3 separate regions of the Homo sapiens genome follow, and regions 2 and 3 are each linked to region 1. A link is a loop called in an ENCODE intact Hi-C map of the cell type or tissue named here. Cell type or tissue: adrenal gland. All regions are shown on one strand.

What was found. Hi-C counts contacts between places; a loop is a spot of excess contacts. Peaks named below come from ENCODE experiments on the same cell type or tissue, not always from the same donor. Only the 100,000 strongest peaks of a DNase experiment are listed, where the experiment ranks them.
Region 2: it touches region 1 in a loop (4-fold over the local background); 21 of 110 quality-filtered maps call a loop at or near these places.
Region 3: it touches region 1 in a loop (6-fold over the local background); 82 of 110 quality-filtered maps call a loop at or near these places.

What each region holds. Positions count from the first base shown.
Region 1 is chr11:69,685,052-69,687,551 of GRCh38, reverse strand. No RefSeq gene overlaps it. Among named protein-coding and RNA genes, the nearest start is that of LTO1, 11 kb to the right of the region's middle. RefSeq lists silencers at 1,450-1,620, 1,393-1,642. In adrenal gland, CTCF peaks have their summits at 1,311 and 1,526 (motif pointing left); a DNase peak (open chromatin) is centred at 1,501.
Region 2 is chr11:69,800,209-69,802,708 of GRCh38, reverse strand. No RefSeq gene overlaps it. Among named protein-coding and RNA genes, the nearest start is that of FGF3, 18 kb to the left of the region's middle. RefSeq lists an enhancer at 1,209-1,739. In adrenal gland, a CTCF peak has its summit at 948 (motif pointing right); no DNase peak of the experiment used is centred here.
Region 3 is chr11:69,887,253-69,889,752 of GRCh38, reverse strand. No RefSeq gene overlaps it. Among named protein-coding and RNA genes, the nearest start is that of FGF3, 69 kb to the right of the region's middle. RefSeq lists an enhancer at 858-1,152. In adrenal gland, CTCF peaks have their summits at 805 and 1,006 (motif pointing right); a DNase peak (open chromatin) is centred at 1,022.

The DNA of each region.
Region 1 (2,500 bases):
TCACTGTGTAGCCCAGGCTGGAGGGCAATGGTGCAGTCTTGGCTCACTGCAACCTCTGCCCCCTGGGTTCAAGTGATTCTGCTGCCTCAGCCTCCCAAGTAGCTGGGATTAAAGGCATCCACCACCACACCCTGCTAATTTTTGTATTTTTGCTAGAGACGGGGTTTCACTATGTTGACCAGGCAGTGGAAAGACGTAAGTGAAGTGCAGGCACCTCTAAAATCTCCCCAGAGCCTGCCAAATTACACTCTCTATTTTTTCCCAGGGAAATTTTAATGCATACCTGGGCATGGACCTGACTCATCGGCACCACGTATACTCACCTTACTTTGGGGAAGACCGAGAATGATGGTATCGGTGCCAGGCCTTGAGTTTTCCCTGCCACCGACACCTGCCGGGGCTGGGAGCCCCACCTGTCTCAGAGTCCTGCCTTCCCCAGACACTGGGGTTGGTGGGGTCCCCACCAGGCATGGGAGGCTCAAGGCAGGTTCGGGGTGAAGTGGGGGCCCCCTTCCTTGTCAGCTGTCCTGCCCTGTGGTTCCTGGGGTCCCAAGTGGAGTGACTGTTGCCTGAGTGGCTGGTGGGGAGTCTAGACCTGGCTGAAGCCTGGGCCCCAATGCCAGCCCAGATGAGGAGCCTGAGACTCGGGGGACAGCCCAGGCCCAAGCAGGCTGACAAACAGAAGCACCCAGAACAGGCAGGGCTCCAAGACCTCGCTTTTCCCATCAGAGCCGGGTAACCTGTCACTGGGCCCATGTCTCCTTCTCCCCATGAGTTGTGTGGGGCCTCTGAGCAGGGACCCGGGCAGTGGGCCAGGGCCCCTCTGATCAGCCTCAGCCTAATGGGGTGGAGGAGGCAGGGGCGGGTCTGGTGGGGACTAAGGTGGGAGGGGCACCTGCCCCTAGGAGCTGTGTCTCCCAGAGCGCAGTGTCTTCCCCAGTGAGGCCCGCGATGTCCATCTCCAAAGCAGACTGCTAGGATCTTCAAGTGAGGATCTAAGAAAACAGTCCGGGCCGGGCACGGTGGCTCATCCCTGTAATCCCAGCACTTTGGGAGGCCGAGAAGGGCGGATCACCTGAGGTCAGGAGTTCGAGACCAGCTGGCCAACATCATGAAACCCCCTATCTCTACTAAAAATACAAAAATTAGCCAGGAGTTGTGGTATGCACCTGTAATTCCAGCTACTCGGGAGACTGAGGCAGGAGAATCGCTTGAACCCGGGAGGTGGAGGTTGCAGTGAGCCAAGATCACGCCACTGCACTCCAGCCTGGGCAATAAGAGCAAAACTCGGTCTCAAAAAAAAAAGAAAAGAAAAGAAAAAGAAAAAGTAAACGGTCCGATCTCCCGTAGGTCTGATTATCAGGATGACATCTGGCTGGGGCAGTGGAGATTCAGAAGAGAATTCTAGCGGCCGCAGGGACACCGTCCCAGAGCGGCGAAGAGAGGGCCCGGGAGGGAGGCGGCTCTGCGGCTCCCCGGAGGAGCGGGGCCGTCCGCGGCGCAATGGCGGCCCCCGGTGGCGGTGACTGGAATGGGCCCCGCGCAAGGCCGAGGGTCAGGGAGTGCAGGGCGCGGTCTGCAAGGTGCCTTCGGTGCCCCTTTACCCGCGCGGGGCCGGGGACTCGGAAGCCGCGAGGTTGCCCTGAGAGCACCCAGCAGCTGCTCGCTCACGCTCGCCCCTCCCGCAGTCTGATCTGATGGTTGACTAGCTGCCCTCCACCCTGCCCCCTGCAACTTTTGCAGACAAGCCCCCAGGAAGCAAAAGAACATCGGCTACACACAAACATCAACAAAGCCCCTACTGTGTGTGCCTGGACCTCAGCAAAGGGCAAGGGAGAGGCAGGCTCCATCACCTCCACAACTTCCTGTTCCTGTATTCGAATTTATGTTCACTATATTTATCTATCAATACATTTCTTCTGTTTCCTATATGCAAGTATTCATCCTCATGTCGATCCTGAAAACGGGGTACCAACATCACTCCCATTTTACAGATGAGCAAACTGAGGTGCAGGAACGTGAATTTCACTAACGCTGTCAAGAAACGTTTGGAATTTGGCAGGGCACAGTGGCTCACGCCTGTAGCCCTAGCACTTTGGGAGGCCAAGGTGGGTGGATCACTTGAGCCCAGGAATTCGAAACCCCATCTTTACCAAAAAATATAAAAATTATCCAGGTGTGGTGGCATGCACCTGTAGTCCCAGATACTTGGGAGGCTGAGGTGGGAGGATCGCTTGAGCCTAGGAGGCAGAGGTTGCAGTAAGCCGTGATCGTGCCACTGCCTTCCAGCCTGGGCGACAGAACGCGACTCTGTCTTAAAACAAACCAAAAACCAAAAAAAACATGTGGAGTGGTGGAGACTGCATCTCAGAAGCCAAAAATCCCTGGCTTCCTGGACCAGCACAGCCCACTGACCAGAGGTGGACATGGGAAGGCGGGTAAGGAGAACTGCTCACCCTTTATTGCACCGGACTTCATGCCAGAGACCCCATACTGGGCA
Region 2 (2,500 bases), 120 kb before region 1:
CACCTTTTGCAGATGAGAAAACTGAGGCTTAGAGATATGAAGCAATTGTCTCAAGGTCACACAGCCAGTGAAGGACATGTCAGGGCTGATTCCAAGATCTCTCAGGCTCCAAAGTTTATATTACATGGAGCCCAAGGAGGGGAGCAAGAACAGGAAGTCGCCAAGAAGTGAGAAGTGGGAAAATAGTGTGGCAGTTCTGAAACTGCAGAACAGAGAGTTACACATGACCCAGCAATTCCACTCCTAGGTATATGCCCCAGAGAAGTGCAAACTCACGTCCACACAAAAACCCGTATACTAATGTTTCTAGCAGCATTATTCATCATAGCCAATGCGTGGCAACAACCCAAATGCCCACCAAGTGATTAATGGATAAATACAACGTATCCACTGTCTACTGTAGATAGCATATACGATGCTATATGTATACAGTGCTATGGCCTAGGATGAAACGGTGTTCACAGACAAAAGGAATGAAGTGCTGAAACGTCTTACACCCCCTCAAGGCATGAACTTGGAGGGCCAGGTGCTAAGTGAAGGAAGCCAGACCAAAGGGACACACTTACGATTCCATTCCTATGAAATGTCCAGAATAGGCAAACCCATAGAGATGGGAAGTAGATTAGTGGCTTCCAGGGGCTGATGGGGAAAGTGGAGAGACTGCTCATTGGTATGGGGTTTCTTTTGGGATGATGAAAATGTTCTGGAATAGATGGTGGTGATGGTCACCATCACACTGTGAATACAAATAATGAATTGTACTCCTTAAACAGGTGGATTGTATGGTATGTGAATGATATCACATATGAATGATACCTCAATGAATCTGCTGGCACAGCCACGTGGTCTGCAGGTCTTTCTAGGAGAATGGGGTTGGGCAGGCCCTCCCCACCCTTGGGGACAATTTGGGGTATAGGAGGTGGGGGCTGGGTGGTCCCAGGTGGTCTGGGAGGGCACCCCTGCATGCAGTACTGAGGCCTACCAGCAGATGGCAGCGACCTCAGGGACAAGCTTCAGGTGTAGCAGAGTTGGCTGAGGACACCTCGCCGGGTCTTTCCATTCATCCATCTTTCCACCTGGTGGGCAATGGCGCCTCTCTGCCGGTGACATGCTTGTGGCGACTGCTGATTCACCCTGGTCAGGCGGTCAGGGAGGAGTCAGGACAGACCGTGCCTGGGCATCCCGGCATGCCCCAATGGCACACGGAAGGCAGAGGGCCCCCTCCCCAGGCACAAGGGCCAGGCTTGGCACGGAAGAGGAGGCAGTGGGCCTGGGGCCTGGGTAGGGTATGCAGCAGGCGCTCATCCTTGCCACTGGAGGAAGGATGGACAGCAGAGCTATACAAAATGATGATGATGATGATGATGACAATGTTGGGGGGAGAGGGAGAAGGGGAGCATTTAGTGGGTGCCTTTCCCACCTGGCGCCATGTTGCTTTGACTCCACCTCAGCTCTCTGAGTTGAGTTCTAATTCTCCCCATATGATAGGTGAGTCAGAGAAGAAAGGCTTTCCCGAGGCCACACAGCTTCCAAGAACTGGAGCCAAATTCAAACCCAGCTGCCCGGCTGGTCTTGGGCCCAGGTGGTCTTAACGGGATCTTGATTCCTTGATTCCATGTTTTTCGTCTTAGGGTGTGTGTGTGTGTGTGTGTGTGTGTGTGTGTGTGTGTGTGTGTGAGACATAGAGCGAGACTGTCACTCAGGCTGGAGTGCAGTGGCACCATCTCACTTCACTGCAGCCTCCGCCTCCTGGGTTCAAGCGATTCTCATGCCTCAGCCTCCCGAGTAGCTGGGATTACAGGCCCATGGTAGAGACGGGGTTTCGCCATGTTGTCCAGGCTGGTCTCGAACTCCTGACTTCAAGTCATCCACCCGCCTCGGCATCCCAAAGTGCTGGGATTACAGGCGTGAACCACTGCGCTCGGCTTGTCTTAGGGTTCTTGATTTAAACCAGTGGTTCTTGAAATTTGCATTTCAGGCCCCACCCCAGATCTGCTGAACCAGAACCCTGATGATGATGCCCAGTAATCAGTGTGTTTCAAGCCCTCCAGGTAGTTTGGATGCCCTAGAATTTAGGAACCCCCGATTTAAAGGGGCATCCCCATGGGTTGCTAATGCCGACTGAGTTAGCGTACAAAGTGCTCTGCAATGGCTGGGTGCTTTTCACCCATCATCCACTGAATTCACCCAGTGACCCTGCAAGGATGGCCATTATGATTCCCATTTTACAGGTCGGGAGACTGAGGCCCAGGGGTAAAGCCTGAAGTCCCTAGCTGGGAGAGATGAGCTTAGACAGGAGGCTGGGTCTGAGAGGCCACTGTGCACCAGGCATAGTGACTGTCACCCCCAACATACACACATTCTCTACAGAGTGGGGGTTCCGGGGAAGGCATTGCCACTGAAATATGGGCATCACTGTCTGGGGACACCTCAGGCCTTGTGTATGAGAAAGACAGGCCAGAGTGGGAGTGGAGGGTCACGGTCCGCTTGAGGCTCGCCA
Region 3 (2,500 bases), 200 kb before region 1:
GCTTCCTGTGGACCAGGCACTTTGCATGGATTATATTTCCTTTGTTCCCTAAAACAACTCGGAGATAAATTCTATTGTAATTCCCATTTTACAGAGAAGGACACTGAGAGGGGAGGTGACTTGCCTCAGGGGACCCATTCAGGGAGTGCAGAACCAGGATCTGGCCCCAGTGGCCTGTCTCAGAGCTGGGTCCTTACCTGTGCCCTGCCAGGCGAGTGATCTGAATGGGCAGGTGGGGAGAAATCCCGTGCCTCGATTTCCACTAGGAAAGTGTCTTGGTTTTCTGTTCACTGAATGGTTACGAGCCCTTGTCCCTGCAGGCTGGGGGCCAGGGAGGAAGGCTGAGGACCAGGTGGGGAACAGTCTATGTCTCAGAGCTGAGGCTTTCATAGGGGAAGGGGATTCTCGGGGAGGTGAGGGGTGCTGGGTGCTGATGGGAGCTCTGGGGGCACTGCCCAGATCCCCTGGGCTCTTAAGATAAAGTTGAGGGGTCAGAAGGTCCAAGCAGGGCCTGAGATCTCATGTCACTCCGAAGCTTCCAGCAAGGGAGACCCTGGTGGCAATTTCCCAGCGGGTCTCTAAGCCAGAGATACCCAGGAGGCTTTGCTTTCCGGTTTGATATGGGGGCAGCCCAGTCTATTCATGGATGCCCCAGGCTAAGGGGCGTGGCTCTAGACACACATGGATCTGGGCTCTCGAGCATCAGTGTAATAACCTCATTTCTTGAATGAGGTGAGTAAAGCCCAGGACAGAAGGAGGCTCCCAGAGTCCCCAGCAGAGCCAGACTCAGGGCCCTGGTCACCCTTGGCTGGCCAGGACCCAGCACAGGGGCCGTGGAGGTAGGGAAAGCCGCTGGTCCAGAGCATCCCGACCTCCCCCGAATAAAAGGGGTGGCTTTGGTACTGCCTGAGAGTTACAGTTGACTCAGCCCACCTTGGAAGCCAGGTTCTAGGAAAAACCCCTCCCTAAGGAAGAAGGATGCCAGCTGCCTTCAGCCTGGTCCCACTGCCACCACAAGATGGCGCTGTTTTGCGGGGTTTTTGTTTCTGTTTACAACCTGAGCACACTGACCTGGTCTTTCCCACCTTTGATGTTCTTGGGTTTATGGCACTGAAGGTAATTCTGTCGTCCTGGTGCAGAGGGCAGAAGATGCCTTCTTGTAGGGTGCATGCACATGTGTGATCATGTGTCCACGTGTGTGATCATGCGTGCAGGTGCATGTGTGTGCATATGTACCTGTGTGAATCTTGGTATGCATGGCATATGCTCTTGTGTGTTTGTGTATGTCTTTGCCTTGTGTGTGCATGTGTGCATACATGTGAATATGTGTGTTATATGCTCCCATGTGTGCAGGAGTGTGTATATTTGTAGCACTGTGTATGCTCATGTGTGAGCCTGTGCTCATGGACATATGTGTACCTTTGTGTCAGTAGGTATTGTATGCGTGTGTATGTATATGTACATGTGTGTTTGCCTGCAAGGTACATGTGTGCGCCAGTGTGTGCACATGTGTATATTTTGGGCTGTGTGGGGATGTGTGCAGAGGCACATGTGTATGCCTTTTTGCGTGCATGGTGTGCACGTATGTCTGTGTGTGTGTCTGCTGGACAGCAAGAAGGAGCAAGGTCCATCTCCTGTCCTCAGTGGTCCCTCCCCTCCTCTCTTTCTTGGCTAATGTGGCTCAGAGCCTGCATCGGCAGGCGAAAGCTGGGCCTGGCTGGGGGCACCTCCGGGCGCTGCTCCATGCCGCCCTATGGCCACTTGCACCTGGATGCAGGAGCACTGTCTGCTATTTGTCTCCCTTACTGTACTCTGAGCTCCTGGAGGCCAGGTCTGGGTGGTGCTCAACCAGGGCTCCCCAGGTTTGGGCACAGGACCTGGCCTAGAGTAAGAAGTTCGCTAGAGACCAATCAGGTTTCTAGGCCGAATACCGAGGGTCCAGTTGTCAGAAATATCTGAGAGTTCATTTAATTCGCTCGACAGTCCTCTGAGGCAGGCTGCATAATTATTCCATCTTGTGATGAAGAAACAAAGGCACAGAGAAGTTAAGTGACTCACCCAAAACCACCAGCTATGAACAGGCAGAACCAGCGTCCAGCCCAGGTTTGAATCGATGTTTGTGGGTTGAGATGAATAAATTATTCCATTGGCCTGAATATATATTTTTAGCAGGAGGTGCTTTATCTGCATTTTGTTACAGGGATCATAAACCCTCTGTGCCCAGAGCAGGAGGCCATAGGCAGTCCTGCTCAAATGCCTCTTCCTCCAGGAAGCCTACCTGACCTCTCTCAGAGAAAATTTCTGATTCTCTGTGTTCCTGCAGACTTCAGGTTTCCACTTGGAGGTCCTAAGGTGCATAAATTCTTTCCAACCCTGTGAGCAAGAAGCCAGGGTTTTGGGGAGCCACTGAGGATCTGAAGAAATCTGATAAAAGCTCCAGATGCTGGGATCATGTAGGTGTGCACAGAAATCATCCCCAGTTTGAGAGGGTTCACTGACA